3 separate regions of the Mus musculus genome follow, and all the other regions are linked to region 2. Evidence: chromatin loops called from intact Hi-C (ENCODE). Cell type or tissue: gastrocnemius. All regions are shown on one strand.

The links. Hi-C counts contacts between places; a loop is a spot of excess contacts. Peaks named below come from ENCODE experiments on the same cell type or tissue, not always from the same donor. Only the 100,000 strongest peaks of a DNase experiment are listed, where the experiment ranks them.
Region 1: a loop joins it to region 2, with 10 times the contacts of the local background. A loop is called at or near these places in 22 of 42 quality-filtered maps.
Region 3: it touches region 2 in a loop (4-fold over the local background); 28 of 42 quality-filtered maps call a loop at or near these places.

Annotation. Positions count from the first base shown.
Region 1 is chr3:36,205,791-36,213,790 of GRCm38, reverse strand. All of the region lies in intron 1 of Qrfpr (pyroglutamylated RFamide peptide receptor), which reads left to right. Among named protein-coding and RNA genes, the nearest start is that of Qrfpr, 12 kb to the left of the region's middle. In gastrocnemius, a CTCF peak has its summit at 3,450 (motif pointing left); DNase peaks (open chromatin) are centred at 2,616, 3,429 and 3,804.
Region 2 is chr3:36,491,985-36,499,984 of GRCm38, reverse strand. It overlaps Gm11548 (predicted gene 11548), which reads left to right. Exons shown (of 4, transcript NR_040590.1): 4 at 1-181. Among named protein-coding and RNA genes, the nearest start is that of Gm11548, 11 kb to the left of the region's middle. In gastrocnemius, CTCF peaks have their summits at 3,003 (motif pointing right) and 4,312 (motif pointing right); DNase peaks (open chromatin) are centred at 3,013 and 4,313; H3K4me3 peaks cover 658 bases; H3K27ac peaks cover 855 bases.
Region 3 is chr3:36,438,366-36,446,365 of GRCm38, reverse strand. No RefSeq gene overlaps it. Among named protein-coding and RNA genes, the nearest start is that of Mir7009, 33 kb to the left of the region's middle. In gastrocnemius, a CTCF peak has its summit at 3,796 (motif pointing right); a DNase peak (open chromatin) is centred at 3,761.

The DNA of each region.
Region 1 (8,000 bases), 290 kb after region 2:
CAAGGGAACGGGAAGGAGGTAGACCAAGAGAACCTGGAGCCTGTGTCAGCAGGGCTTTGGGATTAAGTTCTTCGCTTACTGAGGAGGGGTTGCCAGCATAAAGGGTTGGGCCAGAGAAGCGATGAAGATCAAGTGTTCAGTGATGCTGTTGATTGTGAGCCCATCACATCATTTTGTTCTCAAAGAAGCCTTAGACCAGAGAGAAGACACACGGGGATCGGAGCACTTGGGGAGTATAACAAATGCTTGGTTCCACACTAAGTCATTCTGGTTTTGTTGGTCTGCGTGTCATAACTTGTTTCATATTTTCAAAAGTTTCGCATGTTAGGAATTATTATAATTTCTTGCCAAAGTTGAAACCCACCGTGTGGTATAAACGCTGACCAATGCTGACCGCGCATGGGGGTGGGGGTGGGGGAGTAAGCTTGTTATGAAGGCCAAAATTTAAAAAATGATTAAGACAGAGTTTTTAAAAACACAGTGCCTTCCACATATGCAATCCCAGTGGAGCTATTATGTTTTTTTTTTAATGTGAAAAAGAGTCAGAAATGCTTAGGAAATGCAGTGCAACGTTGTGCAAAATGCAGCCACAGTGTGACAAGGACTCGAGATAGCTGTCCCTTTGTAAGCAGTCCGCTGAAACGTTACTGAGGGAGGCCCTTGACCTCTCTGGAGTCTTTCAAATAAATTTGTAAGGAAGTAAATAAATAAATAAATATGATTAAAAAAATAGGTTAGAGTACAAAACATACAAACAAAAAACTACAAGTATTCTCTTGAAAACTCCAACTCTAGGTATGAGTTAGCACAGCTCACAGGGGTTTTCCGTTCTGTTTGCCAGAGCTTCAAGGACTGGCTGTGTGGAGGAACCAGGAAGTATGACTCTCGGGCTTTATCAAAACAACACCTATCACTTTTTAACAAATACAACTTTGCCTATGATTTTATATAAAAAAATAAGAATATATTTCATTGAATGGATTGGAGAGGGGAGGAAGACCAAAAGAAGAAGAAGAAGAAGAAGAAGAAGAAGAAGAAGAAGAAGAAGAAGAAGAAGAAGAAGAAGAAGAAGAAGAAGAAGAAGAAGTGCTTTGCATGCTGCTTTGAACATTTGAACAGTTGGCGAATTCTTAGAGATTACAAACTGGTAAATGGAGAGAAAGGCTAAAGGAAGTTGTTGAACTTTATTTTATTGAAAAGATATTAATTTATGGGACCAGTTCAGATCAGAGGGCTTACATGGAGCTTTATTTTATTATAGAAATTTCAATATGGGCAAATTGATTGTGAAATTAAGAGTCCCATGGGATGGGTTTCAAAAATCTATTAATGGTAGCCATGACAGCTAGTAATAGTCTTGTGGGAGAGGAAGGAGAAGTACAGGCTTTTAAAGAAAAATATTCAAGAGATATACAGCACAGGGGCTGGAGATGTGGCTCAGTGGTTAAGAGCACTGGCTGCTCTTCCAGAGGTTCTGAGTTCAATTCCCAGCAACCACATAGTGGCTCACAACTATCTGTAATAGGATCCAATGCCCTCTTCTGGTGTATCTGAAGACAGCTACAGTGTTCTCAATTACACAAAATAAATAAACGAGTCTTCAAAAAGTGAGAGCTACAGAAACAGTTATTTGGAAGAAAACTCAGAAATTGTGCCACAGGACTAATCTGAATGTTTTTTTTTTTTTAATTAGCTTTGTGCACATTTTGAGAGAGAGAAGAAAACCTAGTGCCTATTCTGTTACTGCAAGTCAAGGGAAATCCCTAAATTTTCATAGAAAGTGAAGAGGGAATTAGCAGCCACAGGAGTTTCTGTAGAAGATCTTCTCTCTGTAGGGCAATGAGAATAAGGACAGAAAAGGATATCTGTATTAAAAATTGATCTTCACCTCAGAGGATTAAGAAGGATACTTCTTGGCTTATCTGGAAATTTCTGAAAGTGTCCTAGGCAGATGAGACTCACTCGTACAGGAAACAGTTATTGTGAACAAGGCTGTGGGATCCTCTGCTCAAGCCTTCCCCAGGCCCTGTGATGGAGGTGGGTCAGGGTCATTCCCACTTGAAAAGCTTACAGAGAGTAGATTCACTCTGGGGAAATTCAGGATGAGGTTCACACGGTTCCCCGGTACCCTTGCATGTTTCCCATGAGGCCACGCAGGCAGGACTTTACCACCATCTGAGCTGATTCTTGGAGGGATGCTTGCACATATCTCATAGAGCAACACACACTGCACGATACTTATTTCTCATCCATCTCCCGTGTTTCGTTCCAGCTGAGCTCAGGGTTTCCCGCCTAGCCACGGGCTGCACCGTCTGAGAGCTCCTTTGCAGTTTGTCCCCACCCTAGCAGAGTGAGCCATTGCATCTGCTGTTAGTCATAATTGACATTCAGGTTGAATGTCTTTCTTTCCGTGGGACTGGAGGCATGAGGAGCTCATCTGTTCTGCGTTGTCTACATAATAAACTCCCTGAGTGTGTGTGGATTCTCAGGGGTTCATGCATATGTGCTCACTGATTCCTTGCTGGTTACAGGTATGAAAGTTTAGCCAGCAAGCTCAGAGCTTCGACAATGACAGCTGTGATCCTGTTAGCCACCAAGCTCCTCCAGAATGTTTGGCCCCAGGCCAGGAGTTCCGAAGAAGGCATACATCATAGAGTTGGCTATATGTGACTGTAGGCCTGAGTCCATCCAATAGTCAGCAAGCCCAGTGACACATATCTTTTGCCTTTGAATTCTTTGACATCCTCCCCTGTAACTTGGTCAGTCAGTCCCTGCATGAGGCTTTGAGGTTGAGCCTAACCAGCATTATGAAGCTGTTCTATGTCCACCTTTCCTGGGCTGGCTGATCTGAAAAGACACAGGAACTGTGGAAAAAACCACAAATCCCACATCAGCTTCAATAGTGTCTGCACCACCACTATATCCTCCATGGGGTGTGTCAGCTGTTTCTGTAGATCATGAAAGCAGAACCATTGTCTGCCTTCAAGCTTACACTTTATGGCAGACCAACTCCTATATTGCCAGTTCCCCAATTGTTTTCTTCTGCTGCTGAGGAATCCCAGATAGGTCTGAGAGCAAAACTGGAGAACTTTCTCCTAGCCTGTGGCATCGAGGAAGGTTCAGCAGATGTTGTATTTGTTTCCCTTTATATCTGAGAGTGATGGGCTCCTAATGATTAATCCTGCAACAGCTAGGGAAATGCTTACTGTTTTTATTTGATTTTGTGAAACAAAAACGAAAAGCATTCGTTAGGCAGTGAGCCAGTACGGATCACAGAAATCTTAAAAGACAGCTTGTTCTCACCTCCTGGGAGAGACGAGCCTATGCGGTGCGTTACTGTGTACATTGAGGCTTTAATATTAGCTGGGTTGTGTATCATATTGCATGCTATCATCAGAAGACCAGAACAGCTTAAAAATAATATCTGATGCTGCCATCTGGTGGCAGATGGCACCACAGAAACTATTACAAGATCAGAGGCTTAAAAAAAAAAATGAGTGTTTTATGTTTATACCCATAGACCGATGCTATTCCCTGCCCTGCCCAAAAAAGCTTCCCTTTGTGATAAATGGTCTGTAGTGAATGCAGAGGCTCATGGCTGCTTAGGGTGCTGAGAGGAAGTGACAATTAGTGTCAACTCTCAATAGCAACTATACCTCCCCTTCTAAGGTTCAGGGAACATCGCCAAGGAGACAAAAAGGATGTAAGAGCTGGAAGATAGATAGGGAAGGGGACTGTGAGATGCTCCATTTTAGGCAAGGCATGGCTATAAGCAATAATGTCACGGCATCTGCCGTTGCTTCCATTGGCTGGGCCTGGCATCAGTCAAGGCTGGAAAAAGACTCATGGGACCTCATCCCATCCTGATGAAATGCTGACTACTGGTGGATTCTAGGGGAAAAGCAGCCGTTGTCTTCACTTGTGTGTTCACAGGTGAGCCTGCTAGGCTCCAAGGAATAGTTCAAAACCCAGGTTCTGGGTTTGAGCACCACAGCTCTGGCCAAACCCAGTGGGTCATAAAACAAAATGCAAAGACATGAATATGAGAAAGGGACTTATGAGGGGTAAAGAGGCAGGTGGAGGGAGGGTGTGGACAGAGTTAGAAGGGAGATAGGAGGGGGATGGGTGAAAATAGCCATGATTATTTTATATATATATATATATATATATATATATATGAAACTGTCAAGTGAGAAAATTAATCAAAGTTAGATATAAAAGAACCAATGCACATCGGTCCTTATGGATTCCGATTTGGCTTCAGAATGAAGTAAGCACTATGTACATATTTTTGCCCATAAAGTATTACTCGGAAATCTCTTCTAATACTGCACAAAAAGACAGCAACATTATTTTAAAGACATTTTTTCCCCAGTGGAATTACAATGCATATAAAAACTCTCTGAGTGGTATAAGGAAGCAGAGGCTAGCAGTTGATGTCAAAGCAATCACTAAAACACTCGCTGTGATGTCTTCGTTTGTAAGCCTGACAGAACACATCAACCTGCCACAGGGTTACTGTGAGAATGACCGATTCTATGAGCAAAGGGGCTGGAAACTTAGGGCCCTCTGCAGGTGCAGTTGTTGTTCATAGATTGAGTGGTAGTGTTCTGAATGTGTTTGCTTGTGTGTAGAATAAGCTTGTGTCAAGTAACTCTGATTAAATGCTATTAAAAAAAAGTGCACTTAGTATCTCAAATATATACAACAAGAATTTATTCAAAATGGTGCCAGTCATATAAACTTGTAGCCTATTTGTATTAGATATTGAACAAGCGACATGAAAAATCATTTCTGTTCTTAAACTATAAGGGTTCAAACTGATCACTTGTGCTTAGCAGGCAGAAAGAAGATAGTACTGGTTTTATTTATTGCCAAAGCGGTGACGTAGCCCTAGAAGAGGCCGGAGAGGACACTGCTATAGCTGCTCCAGAGTTGCGGTTAATTGCAAGGCTCCAGAGTGTTTCCAGGCCACCCAGCTTTGTAGCACAGTTCTGTCACATTTCCTTCTCACACAGAGATGCTGCCAGGCCTCATTCTCACCTGGGATTTAAGACAACCCCATGAGTCCAACTTGCTGTCCCTTGCTCTGAACCTCCCTTTAAATAGCCATGTTGTCTAATTCATACTGCTGGGGGCACTTCACGTTGCCCCACTCCCCACCTCGCCCCGCCAGGCGCTGTGAAACACTTCCGCATGGTGCCGACCCTGTTCTGCTTGCATCCAGCAGAGCTGAGTACCAGGCCTCGCTGTGCCCTGCAGGGAGGTTGAAAGAGCCCCCACTGAAATGAATACCCAGTCTTAACACTAGACTGACCTAGTACCAAGAATTCTCATTTTACAGGTGAGAAGCAGAGGCCCGCATCAGTTGTCTATTCTACATAATAAAGCAGTCACAAGAGGAGTAACCAAGGAAATCATTGTTCACAATCCCACAATCCAGAGGCATCGCTCTGGGATTGATACACTCGAGGGGTTCTTAGGCTAGATTCACCGGAGTCACCGGTGAGTCTAGGTTAAGCTGGTGAACTGCCAGGGGACTCACTGTATGAGGTCTCAGGAAGAGGCAGGCCATCTCCGTCCTAACATTTTCCTGTATCGGGGTAGCCCAGGCTTCTTCACACAGAGTTGTTGTGTGACAAGCAAAAACTGAAGCTTGGAAGCCTCTGCGGACTTAGGACAGGATGTTGCTCGGGCACTCGGCATTCACGTGATAAAGGAACGCTGCTCCAGCTTTAGAGAGTAGGGAAGCATTTCTCCACGTGAGGAGGGAGTCCAAAGGGCTTGAGGTCTGTGATGGAGGAGATTTGTAGCCTTTGTCCTCCTGTCTCACAATTTCTTACAGCAAGCGAATTGTCTAAGCTTCCTTAGGAAGAGTCGGTCGACAGGCTTGAGCCTGAGGAATCGGCCTCTGTCTGGATTGTTGTTGTTTTTGTTGTTGTTGTTGTTGTTGTTGTTTCAGCAGTGGCTACAGTGGAAAAGGAAAGTTTCTTTCTTCAGTGACTCCTGCTTCCGTCCCACTTCGTCACCATGGTACCCTGTGACCACAGTAGTTTGCCCATATGCTCAGATGGCTAATTTGTAACTTAATGGAAATCTGATAGGACCATTGCCTTAGAAACCCTCATGAAAATCCATTCCTGTTAACTTACTCTCCTCGGCCCTGCTCAGGGAGCTGCCATTTACCAAACTCTACAGTGATTCAGACGCGTGGGTAACTACAGCCCATTCAGCGACACTGAATTAGTTAAAAACCTTCCCTTATTGCGGTGTCTAGGAACAATCACGGATTTGCTCTTTATGAGGCGGAATTTCGTTTTGTCAAAAGCTAATCTAAGTGTCACAATGAGTCTGAGCCACGGATTGGTTTTCTTACCAGGTTCTGAGAAACACTGGTAATAAACACACGGGACACTAGCTTGAGGCTGTCATTAAAGACAGGGAGCAAGCCTTGAAAGTTAGTGCTGACCAGCTTCTGATAACAAATTAAGCCAGGATCTAATGAAATAAAAAGAGTTGAGCAAGATGTTAAAAGTTTTGTTAAAAGTTTAAATTACCCACAACGGAATTACTAAGTGTCATGTGCTTGCAGGATGCTAAATCTGTTGGTTAATACAGTGAACACAATTTTTTCAAAATTCAAGTTACATTTTCACTATTGAAAAACAAGATATCTGAATTTTGCATCTAAAGACACATTTTATTATAAACCCAACACTGTTTTCAGCATAGAAGGTTGTCACTAACAGATAGGAAATTCTATAAAAAATGTTTCAAATGAATCAATGAGTATCAATCATCTTGTTACCATAAAAATATTTGGCAATGTTTAGAAATTAGCTATATTTAGCTTTATGGTGTACATAAGAACGGGGTTTCATCTTGTCTTTGTTACTTTTCTATCGCTATAAAGAGACACAGTGACAAAGACAACTAATAGAAGAAAGCTATAAAGGATTTATAGTTTCACCGGGTGAGTCCAGGAAGGGAGTGTGGCAGCAGAAAGACAGGCTTGCTCCTGGAGCAACTGAGAGCGTACTACATCTTGAAACACAACCATGAGGCAGAAAGAGAGTTAACAGTCCCATACCTCTTTTTTTTTTTGGGGGGGGGGGGCGGGGCGTTCTCTGTGTAGCCCTGGATGACCTGGAACTCACTCTGTAGACCAGGCTGGCCTCGAACTCAGAAATCTGCCTGCCTCTGCCTCCCAAGTCCTGGGATTAAAGGCGTGCGCCACCACCGCCCAGCCACATGCCTCTTTTGATGGTGCTCTATCTCCTAATCCTTCCAATATAATTCTACTGGGTACCAACATGTCGCATCCACCCCGACCAGCAGGAAAGACGCAACACCACGTTGTTCTTCTACAAGCAGGTTTATTCAGGAACACTTAGCATTGCAATGCAGGAACAGGAATCCCCCCCCCCCCAACATCCCCCCCACCACCTCGAACACGCCTTAAATGCCCTACTGACGCCTCCCAATCACCCCAGTCACATAAAGGCAGTCCATAGGCTCACAGCAAGTGACGACACCTCAGGCGAGCTGACGAGGCATGGCATCTGCGCAGTGCAGGCGGCTGGGATGTGGCTAAGTCTGAGATAATAAGGAAGTCAGGCACAGGTCATGAGACCTGACAGCCATCCCGGACACCGTCTTGGGACGGCGGCCGCACCCGCTCCTCACACCAACATTTCAGTATCAGAGCCTATGAAGGCTACTCTCATTCAAACAACCATATTCCACACTCCTGTTGGCTTATAGCCACATTATAAAACAAAACTTCAAAAGTCCCCAGAGTCTTTCAATCTGAACACAGATTTTTATTTTTTAGTTAATTAAGTTATTTATTTACTTTACATTCCGATGATCACAGCTTCCCCTCCCTCCTCTCCTCCCAGTCACTCCGTCTCACCCCCCCCCCATCCACCTTTCCTCCCCTTCTCCTTAGAAAAGGGGAGGCCTCCCACAGATAACATTCAGGTATCAAGATATTCTTC
Region 2 (8,000 bases):
TAAACCCATGTCCCCTATTTTCTTACAAGGAGTATCTTTCCCGGGAAAGGGGTCCATGCTTAAGATTTTATCTCACTTCAGATTTGTCCCCATATGTGTCCTTCCCTGGTAGGTCTGGGGAGGTCCTAATTAGCTTCATCTTGGAGTCTTCAATACAAATCCACGTGAAGTGTTTACCTGGCATGCTCAGGTTGTGTTGTTGGTTTGTCTTGACTCCAGCATCCCGCAATGTCCCCTGATAGAGTGTAGTCCTTATGTCTTAACAACTTCCTCCGTGCCTGCCTTTCTTCATATCCGCGGCACATCGTTGGGGTCGAGAGTTCACCGTTATGACTGGAGGGTTCTGCAGACTGTAGTTAGGGAACTGTTATGGTCCTGATGTGAATTCTACACAGCATGTGGGGGCTGGCACCTTTAAAGGGGTGGTCCTGGAGAAGATAAGACTGTGATTCTGAGTAGACTACAAGGATGCTGCACACTGGTCACTTGTGATAGATGTTTGTTTCTTTTGTTTTGCCTTACACATGCTAGGCAAACACTGTACCACTGTGTATAAGCTATGGCCCTAGAACATTTATACTTTTTAAATATCAAGTGTGTGTATGAATATGTGTGTGTATTCGTGTATGTGTGTGGTATGTGTGTGTGTGTGTGAGGGTGTGTATGTGAGGGTGTGTATTCTAGTGTGTGTGTGTCTGCATGTGCAAACTACAGCCTATACTTATGTGAAGGTCAGAGAACTCAGCTCTCTTTTCCACATTATGGGTTTTTGAATGGTACTCAGAATTTGGGCATGAGAAAAAGAGCCAGCCTAAGAAGAAGTGGCAGCTGCCCAAGTGTGGGAGAAACCAGGATGCAGAGTTACCTGAAGCCGCATGAAAGCATGTAAAGAGGGTATTTAAGGAGAGAAACAGGCCTGGTAGACCCCTGACATTACACCCTGGCCTTGATCTTCAGCACTGTAAGGAAACTAAAAATCCACAAAAGACACAAAGTGGCAAATATGAGGTCCCTGGCCCTGGCAGCAGGGGTGGCTCTCTGGGCTGCTTGGGCCCAGTAGATAACAGTGGAGTACTTGAGAGCAGTGTTACCCACATCTCTCCTGAGCATGGGCCACAAGATCCCACGTAATCACCTTCATGGCGCATCTGGTGTTCCTGGAGGGTCCCGATAGAGAAGGCGTGGCAAGTCATCCTGTTGGAACTATAATCCCTTTCTTTCCTTACTTTCATTTATTTTCTTTTGGTGTTTTTTTGAGACTTGGTTTCTCTACGTAGCCTTGAATGTCCTGGAACTCACTCTGTAGACCAGCTTGGCCTCAAACTCACAGAGATCTCCCTGCTTCGGCCTCCAGAGTGCTGAGATTAAAGGCATGCACCACTACCGCCTGGCTCCTTCTATCTTTAAACACCTCTTTTAACAAGCTGTTTTAGACTTCCACTTGGAATGGAAAGGTTTTTTGTTTGTTTGTTTGTTTTTTGTTTTGTTTTTTTAAGTCCAGAAGTTGCCTGAGCCTACAGCCTGGCAATGCACCAGAGGAGCAGATGCTTGAACATGCTGAGTCAGCGCCTGGAATCGCTAGGGCCACGCACGCACAGCTGGAGAGAAAATAACCAGTCAGTAAAAATAATCTAGGTGAATTCTTTGCTTCTTAGGCAGGGTCTCACATAGCCCAAGATGCTTTAAGTTCCTACGTAGTCAAAGAGACCCTGAACTTCTGGATTTGGGATTTCAGGTAGGCACTGCCCTGCCCCAAGAATATACTTACCTCTGTTCCTTAAAGAGGACTTGAAAAGAGGGAAGAGACAGCAAGACTTAAAATATAAATATTTTCAGAAGACAAAAAAGGTTAATATATTTTGCTGTTAGTCATTTCAAGCAGAAGTGTGAAAATCACTTTTTAAAAATGCACGGGAAACAGGCAGTAGATATATACAGGCCAGGCTTCTCTCAAAATGTGTTGGAGCATCTGTAAAAAAGTGTATGTGATTTGATTCACTTCAAACAAAGCTTAAGGCAGGAGCAACACAAAGTAAAATGCAAATAAAGGAGTAGGCAAAGAAGGTTGAAGTAGCAAACGAGTCCTTTTCTCCAGGAAGGAATGGTTGTTTTCAAATCAAGCGTTTCTCACATGAAGGCTGCCAAGAATTTTGTATTTGTGAACACATGAACTTGGTCTTCTGTGTATGTGTGCACAGTGTGCATTACTATGTGTGTGGGTGCTGATGCAGGTGTCTGTGCTGATTGCGTGAGTGCCCCTGTGCATGTGGAGGCCAGAGTTTGATGTCCAGTGTCTGCCTCATTCCTTCCCATCTTAGATATTCAGGTATGGTCCTGTACTTGAACACAGAGTCCCCTGATTCAGCCAGTCTAGCTAGCTGGAGAACTCCTTTCTCTGCCTTCTAAGCACTGGAATTACAGATGGGCCATCACATCTACCTGACATTTGTGTAGGCTTTGGGAGTCTGACCTGGTGCCCTTAAGCTTGTGTGGCAACAGTCTCACCCACGTATCTCCCAGGCTCTCGTCCCCTCTCTATGGACACGTTTTCAGTGTATCCCTAACTGACCTGGAACTTGTTATGGAGCTCAAGCTGGCCTTAAACTCAGAAATCCTCCTGGCTCTGCCTCTCACGTGCTGAGATTAAAGGTGTGGGTCACCATTCCAGGCTCTCTCTACTTTTAAAGTTAAAAGAAACAGTTTTTTTTCTTATGAATAAGCAACTTTGCCTTTCTAGACTAGTTTGGTTAGACAGGCATTAGAGAAATTATTTATTATTAATTTCCTCACTCCTGATTTTAAAACAACCATAAACTACTTGACGCTGCTAGATTCCTGCTGTTACCTACATGTTACGGCGTGTGTGTGTGTGTGTGTGTGTGTGTGTGTGTGTGTGTGTATGTGTGTTAGGAAGCTCCACTTGTCTTCAGGGAATCATGCATCAGGGATGCGGTAGGTTATAAAAGGAATCTGAGTCATGACTCTATGAAGCCGCTTGGGGGCGGCATCTCGCCGCTGTCTCTTGCAGACGTGGCAAAGCTGTGGGCCCCAAAGTCGCAAAAGCTCTTCAGAAAAGTCTGAGAAGCCAGTTCAGCTTCGGGCTTTCGGGCTTTCTCTGCCTGAGCCTCTTCCGTCCTGGTGAACGCTTCAGTCCTGAATCCTGGGTCTGAAACAGCTTTGTCCACAGCAGGCTGTCTCCAAACCTGGGCAGAGGACTATTCTAGCAATTCCGTGCACAAGGGTAGGCATCAATGTTCACCCAGGACAGGCGGCTGGAAGTGACTACCCACTAACTCAAGCAGAAAGTCTTAGTATGGAAAGTCTCTTATTTAGTAGCAATAAATAATGCCTTTCCTACTGGGATCCAGGACCCAGCTAAAAAAATTTGTCTCTCTGCCAGGCCAAAACCCACCTGAAAGGCTAAGCCTGAGAAAGTCACTAAACTCTGTCTTAGCGGCTCTTCTTGGCACTGGCCTTCTTCACTGGCAACCAAAGCTGCCAAGTAACGCAGTGTTCCCAACATTAGGCCCGGGACCAAAAGTCTTTCCTTAAAGGATACCCCTGCCCCTTGAGAAAAACGGAACATCTAATTCTATCTGGGCGCGCGGGGAGCAGTCTCTAAATGTGAGCATTCATGAAGTAGAACGTTATAATTTGTTTGTTTTTGCAGATCCCTTGAGGGCAGTGAATGAAAACACGGGCATGGTCCCTTCTAGGTATGGTTGAGAGAAGGTTTTTATTGTAGATAGGAGGGAGAGAAGAGCCAGAGGCATCTGGACGAGTACGGATGGACGGAACATGGCCAGCAGAGAGGAGAGATGGGAGGGAGAGAAGAGAGGAAGAAGAAGAAGAAGAAGAAGAAGAAGAAGAAGAAGAAGAAGAAGAAGAAGAAGAAGAAGAAGAAGAAGAAGAAGAAGAAGAAAGAGAGAGAGAGAGAGAGACAAGAGAGGGGACCAGGAGAAGAAGAAGAACCAAGAGGCCAAGAGTCCAAAGGGTAACCAAGAAAGCCAGAGGTCAAAATGGGTGGGTTATATAGAAACAAGAACAATGATGCTCAGAGGCTGGAGAGGTTTGGGGCGGGAGGTAGGGGGTGGTACTGAGAGATGCTGAGAGAGCCTGGCCACTAGCATCCGCTTTTGCGAGCTAAATAGGCATTTCAGTTAGCCTTTTGTCCTGAGTTTCTCTGAGACCTAACAGGCAGGAGCCATCAGAGAACTGCGCAGGCCTGAAAGACGACTCAGGTCCCTTGCACACACTGAAGTGAGACTTCTGTGAGTTGATTCTCTTACACACTTCAGACAGAGTCCGCCAGGTGGCGCTGCTTCCTGCTTCCTATCAATTGAGGCGCTTCTCCAGCCAAGAGAGGTCACAGCCCTGGGATAACAGCACAAAGCTGACGTGATTCATATCAGGCAGTTAGCAAATGTCCAGCCATGATTGCTGCTGTTGTCATTACTAAATAAAAGATAGCTAAGGAATCATTAGCTATTGGTCCTGTGCCACCTCCAGGGAGGAGGTACAGGCATTACAAGTAGCTCAGCTCAGGATATTAAATTAGCCATTAGCTCAGGATTTTAAAAGCGAAACCATTACTTTTCGGCACCCTTGACCTGCCTATTTTCCGGCCAACCTGACTTTGCCAATATATTGTGAAGCAAGATGGAGGTCACCACCACAGGGCTAAGCTTCTGACATGGAAATATTGATCACTTTGGTTTGGGTCCAGGGTAAGCTGAAAGAAAGTCTCCAGACATTGCTGGTTGTCTAATAGAAAATGCAGCTTCCCAGATAGTCAGCTTTGGCAGGACTGGCATTGAGGCTGGGTACTTTCTCCTTGTCTGGGGCCACAAGCAGTTTCCCCTCACACAACTCTGATGAAAGTTAAAAACGCCTGGGTATTTTTTTGTCTACTTAATAAATGATCTGTGACTAACGGTGGGCTATAATATATTGAGGCCCCCTCACTTCTGTTTTGTAGCTGGATGTAGTACAATTTTGATGGAAACTGCTAGGGGAGATTTTATGCATTGGTATTTTATTATGGCTGTATAATATCTAATAATGGTTTGGCTTATAGTCTTTTTAAAAAGAAATTGTATTCTGTACCTCACAGAAGTAATTCCAGCACGTCTGCTGGTGGCTGGAGGAAACCCTAACAAGCACATGGTTTGGTGAGTCACTGTTCCTGGCCCCTCAGCAGTAACACAGGCTGAATTGGGTGCTACCCCAGGAAACTTTGTTTTATTAATTTATTCTCTCATATATAACATCCCAACCACAATGTCCCCTCACTCCTCTCCTCTCAGCCCCCTGCCCTGCCACCTCTTTCCTTCTCATCCACTCCTCCTCCATTACCTTTCAGAATGGCGCAGTCCTCCCAGGGATATCAACCAAACATGGCATATTAAGTTATAATATGACTAGGCAACTCTCTTTATAATAAGACTGGACAGGGCAATGCAGTAGGAGGACGGGGTTCTAAAGGCAGCAAAAGCATCATAAACAACCCCTGCTCCCTCTGTTAGGAGTCCCACAAAAACACCAAGCTAAAATAACTAATACACACACACACACACACACACACACACACACACACACACACACACACAGAAAGGCTAAATAACAAGGAGGGCTCAGGAGGGGATGCACGGATCTCCCTGGGAAGGGAAAATAGAATAGATGTTGTGGTGGACTGAGGGCAGGTGGGCACAGGAACAGGAAAGAGCCTGATTGGGTCTAACCCAGGCCTCTAGGAAACATTTAATGACAGTCCTGTGGTTTGTTTGTTCTGTTACAACTTGAAGCAAACTCAGGGCATCTGTGGCCAGTGACTCACCTACGAGAACATTATCTTTGGCCATTTAACCTCTGTCTCATTTTCCTCCTCTTGACGAATGACAATGATAAGAATAACTTCTCTGTCCCACATAAGAAGCTTAAATAAAGTCAAAACCCTAAAATACAAAAACACACACAGTGCAAGCTTCACTCCTGGATAACAGAGCCCCGAGATATCATTCTCTTGACTGTATGCCCCATGACATAGATCTGGCTGAGTTCTTTTCTCTCAGAGGCTCTGTTTACAAAGGACTCTGATCTCAGGTAGCACTTCTTCCAGCATTGTGAGTGATGATGTCTCAGTGCTGCCTAGCAACAATGGCCATAGCAACAGTGAGTGCACACTGAACATTAAGAACACGCTCAACAACCCTGCGAAGGAGGCTCTATCATTAACTTCCTGGATGGAGATGAAAACAAATGAATTATTTGTAAAGTGCCACAGTTGAAACAAGGACATCTAATTAATAAAGCCCCACTCTCGACAAACATGTACTGAACAGACATTTGTTTCCTGTGTGTTTGAGACTCTGAGAATTGAGAATAAAATTCACTTCAAATCCTCAGAAGACTTGTGATCCAGCAGGTGACACAGACATACACAGAAGAATGTTCATGGGACGATATGAGAACAAGAGGCCAGTGTTTGGTACAATGGAAACACTAACAGGGCAATGACAGTTTTCTGGGTACTTTTCTTAGGGAGATAAAGAGACCTTTGAATGAATGAAAAATGTCCAAGGCTGTTCCAGAATATAGACCATAGATTGCAAGAGTTCTCCATTGCTAAGGTAATTGTGAGACCTATTGAGATAAGATTCAAGCTGTCATTAGTCACTCATCCCATTATTTTATTGCCAGGATTATCTTTGGGGAAAGAAAAATAATACGCTACTATTAGACTTGAAGCAAAGTGGTTGCGTGTATCGCTCTTATCAGCGAACCCAGCGAAAGTGATAAGCATTACCCTGTCCTGCAAAGACAATGTGCTGGTTTGATGTTTCTTCTCTGTGGTGACTTGCTGCCTTCAGCACTGGGCTTTAAGATGATGGTCTTGAGTTTCCCTCTGAGCTGTAAGTAATTAGAGATGTCTGGTGCTGCGCCCTTCCTCCGTGGATCCACTTTCTCTGTTGAATACTTGTTTTCTGTGTTGTTAGGGAAAATGTGAAGTGGTGGGGCTCCTCCTGGGGCAGGCTGCCCACCAGGCATATGTTTGTGTTCTTCTCCTGATGGGGCTGGAAGAGAACTGTGGTTTGGAGAAATGCCTTTGGTCTGGAAACGCCCATCTGTAATGCTCTATGGCTTTCAATCGGGGAATTACTTAAGGGATAGGAAATCAGTTTCCATTTTGATGTTTCAATAGAGTGCAGTCCCTAGAAGCCACTACTTTATTGTTGTATCCTGTGCTTCCCCACTCAAAAGTACAGTTTAATGGAAGTGTCACGTACCGATCTCTTTGGGACCAGCGTTAATATGTATAGGCAGAGTTTTAAGCATTTTGAAAGGTTGTTGCAGAATCCAATAATAGTGAATTCCAAGCCCGCTAGAACAGGCTTCCTCATGAAACTGTGTTTTGTGTTCTGAGAGGAGAGAGTCTGTAGAGGTGTGGATAATGTATTGGGAAAAGGATGAGGGATAAGCCTGAGGGCATGAGGACTGTGAGGGAAGAAAAGTACATAAGTGACACTTCCCAGAGGTCTGCTGTGCATCACACCAGCCAACACACATCATATTTGCACTGAAAGCAACTGCAGGCTGGGTATCTGAAGCTCTCAGTGTGGTGGGAGAATGGAAGAGATGGAAAAACAAGGAGAAGGATGGGGAAGAGGATTTCACGGATTGCAAAAACAAGTAGGTGAAAGGGAATCGAAGCAATCTCTCCTGCTGTGAAGAATCATTGCTCCTGGGAGTTTGAATGGGAATGGCTTGCATAGGCTCATATGTTTGAATGCTAAGTTCCCCTCTTAGTGGAACTGTTTGGTAAGAATTGGCAGGTGTGGCCTTGTTGGAGGAGGTGTGTCCCTGGGAGTGGGCTTTGAGATTTCAAAAGCTCACACCAGGTTAGTCTCTCTGTGTCCCCTGTCCCCCTGCTACCACTCTCTGCCTGATGCCTACAGATCAGGATATAAAGCTCTCAACCACTGCTCCAGCAGCATGTCTGT
Region 3 (8,000 bases), 54 kb after region 2:
AATTAGCTTGTATCTATGTGAAGAGATGCTGAAAAGACATTGGAGGCAAGCATTAAATTATTTCGCTGTAGACAAGGAGAGCACCAATCTAATTTGCCCTTGATGGACTCTGTTCATGCCCATGGTCCTAAGTAGTTGTAAGCAGCGCCACCTTACGCTTGTCCAGGTTTTAATGAATGCTGTGTGGAGTGGATTTGGAGGAAGTGGTATCTGTAGCATGGTGACATAAGTCTTAATATGTTCAATTATTAAACTGATGTGTGAATACAGCTTAAGGAATACAGCTTAAGTAAGCTTAAAAGAAAATTACCTATAAAATAGTTGTAACTCTGGGGCTGGAGAGATGGCTCAGCAGTTATGAGCACTGACTGCTCTTCCAAAGGTCCTGAGTTCAATTCCCAGCAACCACATAGTAGCTCACTACCATCTGTAATGGGATCTGATGCCCTCTTCTGGTGTGTCTGAAGACAGCTACACTGTGTACATATAAATAGAATAAATCTTAAAAAAAATAGTTGTAGCAAGGCATTGGTGGCATACACCTTTAATCCCAGCACTTGGGAGGCAGAGGCAGAGGCAGAGGCAGAGGCAGAGGCAGAGGCAGAGGCAGAGGCAGAGGCAGAGGCAGAGGCAGAGGCAGAGGCAGAGGCAGAGGCAGAGGCAGAGGCAGAGGCAGAGGCAGAGGCAGAGGCAGAGGCAGAGGCAGAGGCAGAGGCAGAGGCAGAGGCAGAGGCAGAGGCAGAGGCAGAGAGGCAGAGGCAGAGGCAGAGGCAGGCGGATTTCTGAGTTTGACGCCAGCCTGATCTACAAAGTGAGTTACAGGGCAGCTAGAGCTACACAGAGAAACCCTGTCTCGAAAAAACAGAAAAAAAAAAAAAAAGCCTAAACAAACAAAAAGAAAAAAACCAAACAAACAAAATAGTTGTAACTTAAAGGCACAAATGTATATATATATTTATATGTGTGTGTGTGTATGTATATTATATATGTATATGTAACATATGCATATTTATTAAAAAGGTAGTTCCTTTAAAAAATAACTCCTGTAAAGATAATTGGTCAATCATTGACACCCTCCTCCTATGACCTTTAACTGCCTATGTATAACCCTTTCATATTGAAAGCAAAATAATCATAACTCCTTAGAAATGAAGGCCAAGGACTTGAAAAAAATAATTTACAGAGTAGGTGAAATAAATTATTTTGAAACATGTGAAATGATGGATAAAATCACTCATGACAGCAATGTAAAATAATATTACAGTGAAGTGCAGGTTTTACTTAACTAAGCAAAGATGAAGCAGGTGCGGATAAAGGCCTCACATGCCACGCCCTGCACAGCTCCAGGACCTGAGAGATGGTAAGGGAACAATCCGAAGACAGACGCACAGGTAAACAGAAATCTGGGATGGAATGGACTGGAATCTCTAATGGAGACACTGCAGCGTCCCAGAGGCTCAGAGTCTATTACACAGATTTGAACAGACAGGGGGGCTATTACAAACAGATAAACTAGGAAGCAGGGTTTATGACATACATCTGTATCAAAAAGACGTGTTTGGCTAATCTCCATCCCTGTAGGGGACTAATCTTCAGGCGATAATATCTCAGAGGAAAACAGCTTGGTGGACGTTTTCCGTATACACTGTCAACACCCACACATGGACCAGAGGAAGGCTTTGTGTTACTGTGACAGGTACCCAAGACAACTAGTTTTTAAAGGTTTTGTGTTTATTCAGAACTTTAATTCCACAGTGAATTGGCAATTGTTCTTGAACCCATGGATCCAGTGCATTACAGTGAGTATGAGTGGCAGAGAAAGGTGGTCCCTTATTGCCACCAGGAAGCAAGAATGGAGAGGGGAGGGGCCAGAGTCCCATATCTTCCTTAAGAGCACACCCCCAGTGACCTAGGTTCCATTAGGCTCTGCTTCATAGAGGTTCCCTCATCTACCAATAGCACCACACTCTGGTGTCCAAGTCTCTAGCATGTAACCTCCCAGCCCCTGCCCAAGTTCACTAAATAATGACTCTGAGACTAATCACTTCTGAATAAATGCTTAAGCCACTATCCCAGAATCCTCTCTCTGCTTTATGTCCCACCTTCTACATTCTGCCTAAGCTAACAGGCCAACAGCGTTTTTATTGACAGGTGAAGTTTCCACAGTACACAAGAGGTTCTCAGTACACTAGCATATATATATACATATATATTTAATTAAATGTATATATAAAATATTCTTTGCTAAATTCATCCCATCAAACTTTATAATACCCACACTGAACCCCGTTTTCAACAAGTGCCTCTCCTACTTCATGGCTCTTTTAAACAGTTAGATTAATTAGATCCAACGCTCTAAAGTGAATTTGATTAGAGCTGTTTGAATGGCTGTGGGTAGGAGTCATTTACTGGAAGATGAACAGCGCAGCAGCGAGCACACACAATTGAAGAAAGATGAGCGCCCCCCCCCCCATGTCGTGTTTCCTGGCTCCGTTCCTGCGCAGTCACTACTGTTTTTCCTTTTGTCCCGCGTAGGGACCACACTGTGACCTTTGTTTTGACCCCTCTGTATTCTGCACTGCCTCAGTTTTTCCTAAAATGGTAGATTTACTCTCTATAGCCAGGTGTATTTACAAATATCAAAGATATATCTACCACTAGTCTGACAGCTTAAAATGACACAAATTATTTTCTTGCACTTCTGCAGGTCAAAAGCCCAGAATCTACTCCCTTGGCTGAAGTTCTGGCTCTGGCAGGGCTGTGTGCCTATGGGTGGTTGCCGGGGATCCAGTGTCCTCAGCCCTTGCCTTTCACCCCTTCCCACCCATCCCCCCTCCCCCGCATTGATCCCTGCTCCACTGTAAAAGCATCTAGCCATGCTGCTGAGACTTACTTCTATTATCTAGTCTGACCCTCTCTGATCCTCCTGCCGTCCTTTCCTTTTTAAAGACCTTTATGATTATACCAGAGCCCACTGGCTAATTCACAAACACTCTCCATCTCAAGACCACATCTGCAGAAGTCTTTTTGTTGTCTGAAGTCTCCAGTCCACAGGCTTCAGGATAATTAAGTGAGGGCAGCTCATCTGGGGGTAGGCAGACCTTGTCCTGACTCACCACGGGTAGCAAGCACCTTCATTTTCTGTTAGGAACATCATTCTCTGTTACCATAAAAGTGACTCTGTCAACTATTGCATTCTAGGCTAACGTGGAGCCTCCCAATCACATGGCTTTGGTTATTAATTTAGCTGATGTAACCAGGAGGGTCATCTTGTTATGATTTGCAAATTATACCTAGTTTTAATTTTCAAAAGTCTCTGGGACACATATTTCATTTCTTCGCTGTCTCTTTGTGTTTGTCTCTCTGTGTGTGGTGCGGTATGTCAGTGTGTGTTTCTGTGAATGTTTGCTCTCTCTCTCTCTCTCTCTCTCTCTCTCTGCCTCTCTCTCTCTCTGTGTGTGTGTGTGTGTGTGAGAGAGAGAGAGAGAGAGAGAAAGCGTGAGTGAGCTGTCTATGTGTGTGTGTGGTGTGTCAGTGTGTGTTTCTGTGAATGTGTGTGGTATGTCTATGTGTCAATGTAAGAAACAGAGAAACTGAGAGAAAGGTGTGGGTGCCTGTGTGGTGTGTCAGTGTTTCTGTGAATATGTGCAGTATGTCTGTGTGATAAGCCTGTGTGTATGTGTGTGTCTTTCTGGTGTGTGTGTGTGTGTGTGTGGGGGGGGGGTGGTGGTGGTGTTGGGGGTCCTAATATCTGTGCAGTATATTTTGTGTCCGGTAGGTGGTGCTGTTGGCATGGAATTACTTCTAACACCTTCAAACTGCTCTTCTGATTAGAACGTTTGGAAACTCTACCACTGTTGAAGGCTATTCTTATAAAACCTTCATTGACAGCAGATATACCCTGATCTAAACTTTAAAGCCCAACTCATCCATTGTGGGTTTGGAGGTGTGCTGTTTTATCAGGTGGGATATTCAGTTTTGTCTTGGAGAGTGCTGTCTGCCTATTTATCCCACTCTTCTTAGAAAGAGTTGCTGCATTTGGATCACAGAAGTTGCTTGGTTGTTGTTGTTTGTTTTGGTTTTGTTTTTGCTTGTTCATTTATTTGAGACAGCCTCTTTGTTTCTAGGCTGACCTTGAACTCTCAATCCTTCTGCTTCTACCTCTTAAGTGGTGGAATTAGAGGCATGGGTACCTATACCAAGCTTATAACTATCCCCGCCCTCCATGTGTGTGTGTGTATGTGTGTGTGTGTACTCATGTAGAGGACAGAAAACAACCTCAGCTATATGTCAGCCCTCAGGGGTCATCGACTTTGAAGTCTTTACTGTCATTTGAGACAGGGTCTTTCACTGGCCTGGAACTCATCAAGTAGGTTAGGCTGGCCAGCGGTTAGCACTGGGGGGAGTACTTACGGTGGGATTTTAGCAATCTGTGTGTAGCTAAGCCTAGTGTCTAATTCATTTCCCTCCTTGCACACTTGTCCCTATCCTCATGACAGTCATCTTAACTGTTTCTTGAATGTTTGTAATAGCCATGCCCATGGGAAGTCTGTGGCTCCGCTATAATTTTCCTTCTAGGGATTTTTTCCTGGAGCTTTTATACTCTGATTGGATTTTTATCTTGTACCATGCTGTACACTTGTCATGCTGGGACTTCAGGATGCCAACATTTGGTGGCTGCAGTCCTACTGCGTGTCCTGGTTCTCCAGAGATGGAATACCCTTTTTGAAATGACACCTTTTCTCACTTGGCTTGCCTCTTTTATCCCTCTGTCCCTCTTCCCTCTTAGGGTAGAATTAGCTCCTGGCTTCAGTGCTCTGTGCTCACTGTGGAATGTCCACATTTTAAATTGGTTCTTCTGTCTCGGGCCTCACTTGATTATCCTCACCAGTATGCTGTTGGGAGTTCTTGAGTGATAGCTGTCTGTCCCCTACTGCTTCGTCTCTGTGTGCGATGGCCTTTGATGACCACCGCAACAACTTTCTCCTCCAGCTTTGCTTCTCAGACATTTGATGACCCGTCTCTGTGTTGGTTTCTCCACCACCATCCTTGATGTAAGAATCTGTCTGTACTCTCGTTTTGGTGGACTGTGGGGTTTACCGCTTAAACTGCTCCCTTAGTTATGGTTTTGTTGCTGTGAAGAGGCACCATGACCTCGACAACTCTGATAAAGGAAAACATCTCATTGGGGCTGGCTTATAGTTTAGAAGTTTAGTCCATTATCGTCCTGGCAGGAAACATGTCCACATGCAAGTAGACATGATTCTGGAGAAGTAGCAGAGAGTTCTACATCTTCATCCGAAAGTAACAGAAGACTGTGTTCCACACTAGGTATAGCTTGAGTGTAGGAGATCTCAAAGACAGTCCCCACAGTGATACACATCCTCTAACAAGGCCACACCTCCTCCTATAAGGCCACGCCTCCTAATAGTGCCACTTCCTATGGGCCGAGCATTCAAACACATGAGTGTATGGGGGCCGTTCCTATTCAAACCACCATAACCACTGTCTTGAGTAGAACATTGTAGGAGTTGATGTGGCGATTGGCCACCACCTTAGCTCCTTTGCCAGCCTCTCACAGTTCCCATACCTTTGTCTGGCCTTTGGTAACGCCCACCGCTCCACCTGTGACTGAATCACTGCATCTCCATGTAAAGAAGGCAGTGTTAAATCACAGGGTCTCTCTCTCACTGAGATGATCGGTGGGTATCCTGACAGCTGGGTCCTGCTGCTCACCTTTGGCCCAGCTCAGATCTAGTGTCATGGAACTCTCTTCCTGTGTTCCTTTGGCCTCAGCATTAACTTAATCTGTGTCACCAGCTTCATCAGCATCAGCCTTCTCCCTGCCAACTAAAAGTCACCACCCCTGCATTCCTGTGATTGCACAGTGTGCCTCCTTGGAACTTTGTGATCCAGACCGCCGCCCATCTCTCCTGAGGCGGTCTCCACTTTAGTTCACTTCCAAGTGGCCCCCTGCCCTGTGGCCTTACTGTTGTGAGCTCATTTTTCTTCCAATTCTAAATGCCTTTCTTGCATTGGGCCCCATCTTCTCCTTCTTCCTTCCCAGATGGTGCTGCTCAGAGGAATTTAGAAATAGTTTATAGTCCCACATGTCAATATGTGATCCCACACCCGCCACTGCTGTACTCTGAACATTTGCATTCCTCAAAATGCTTATGTTAAAATCCTTACCCCCAAAGTGATGAAGTTAGGAGCTGAGCCCTCATAAAATATGCCAGAGGAACCCAGGCTCTCCCTCTCCCCCTTCTTTTCTTTTTGATGGGAGGATGCAGAGAGGAGCCATCTATGGGCTAGAAAACAAACTTGTACTTGATCTCAAATTCACCGGCACTCAGATTTGTGAACATTCCAGTCCCTGGAGCCGTGGAGAAGTGAATAAGCCACTGTGTTATATATTTAGGCACCCTCCAGCTACACACAGCAAGCAACGTGTGCAACCTCAGGAATAGATTTTCTCCCAAGAGGGTAGAGCTTGGCAGCTGAAAATAATCTTACACTTGTGCACACACACACACTCAGAGTCCATAAAAAGATAAATAGTTTATTTTATTTGTGGTGTTAAAATTATATAGAACTGCAAATTTGGGAGAATTTCTGTGAAAATTTGGGGAGCTAATAATAAAAGTAAAAAATTAAATAAAAAAATTAAGTAATAATAATAAGGAGGATTTGTGTCCTTATCTTCCAGTTTGCTGTCCTAGCATCATCCCATATGCTTACATTTGCCAAGAAAGCTTCAGAAAATCCTTTGTTCTGGGGAGCCAATCATTGCTCCTGTCCAGTCCCGTAAGCTTGCCTCTGTGGCCCTTTTTAGCCTACAGAATCCTCTGTCCCTGGCTCCCACTTCTTGGTCCAGGAGCACTACTTTCTATTCTGAGTCCAGTCACAGCAGCTCTTTTAGCCCGGTCCCTACTTCATGCTCATCAGCTTGCCACTAAAACCCTCCACCCTTGGGGCTGTAATGGCCCAGGGTTACAGAGGAAGGGTTGGGGAAGCTTCAACCCTGGAAACCTCAAACATGAGGACCACAGAAATTAGCTTCTTTCCCTCTCCCAACCTATACTATAAAGCTGCCACCCACACCATCAACCCTAGTAAGAATTTATTACCATGACAGTTATCAGTTATAGCAATTTAAAAAGTGATAGTTTTTTTTCCCTTTATCCAGGCTGGGTCCCTAATACACAAGACAGAGACTATTAGATTTATTTAAATAAGTTTTATGGCACAATAGTTAGCAGCTACTAATCTATTCTAATCTTCTAAAATAATCTGGCAACCTTACAAGCAAAATCCCTGAGATACTTGCATTTTGGTATTGATCTGGCTTTCTCTGCCCTAGGTGAGTTCTCATGGTGACTCCTTGACCTCCTGGCGAATCCCATCCCCATGTCTCTTTCCCTCCCTCCCTTCCCTCTCTCCCCTAGCTGGGACCAGAAGTCCCACCCTATCCTCACCTCTGCCCAGTCATTGGCTGATCAGCTCTTTATTGACCAATTAGGGAATAAATGGGGAGCAATGCTTACACAACATTGAGACAGGAGAGTCTTAGAATAATCATTACAGTGCCATGTCCAGATTGCAATCAGATGTGGGGGCATAGAAATCAGCATTTGAAATAATATGAGGATAATCTTTACACTGCACACAATAAAATTATGCCAACACTTCAGTCCTTGTTGGACCTCATAAGCCCTCCTCCCCTACCACACACATACCCTACAGCCCCTGAGTATGTAGATGAAGCATTTTCCAACACCCCTGCCCTGACAAACACCCCCCCCCCAATAAACAAACAAATCAGTTTTCTGAAGCTGTTCCTGGGTGGGCTCATTGCCCTCACACTTATGCCAACTGAGACCCTGCACTGCACTGGTCACACCTGGCTAAGCATCCCTCCCTCCCATCTGGCTAGGTGTGCAGTAGGCTCAGCTACCCAGAGGGAGAAGCAGACATGGGCGGTAACTCCGCATCCTTTA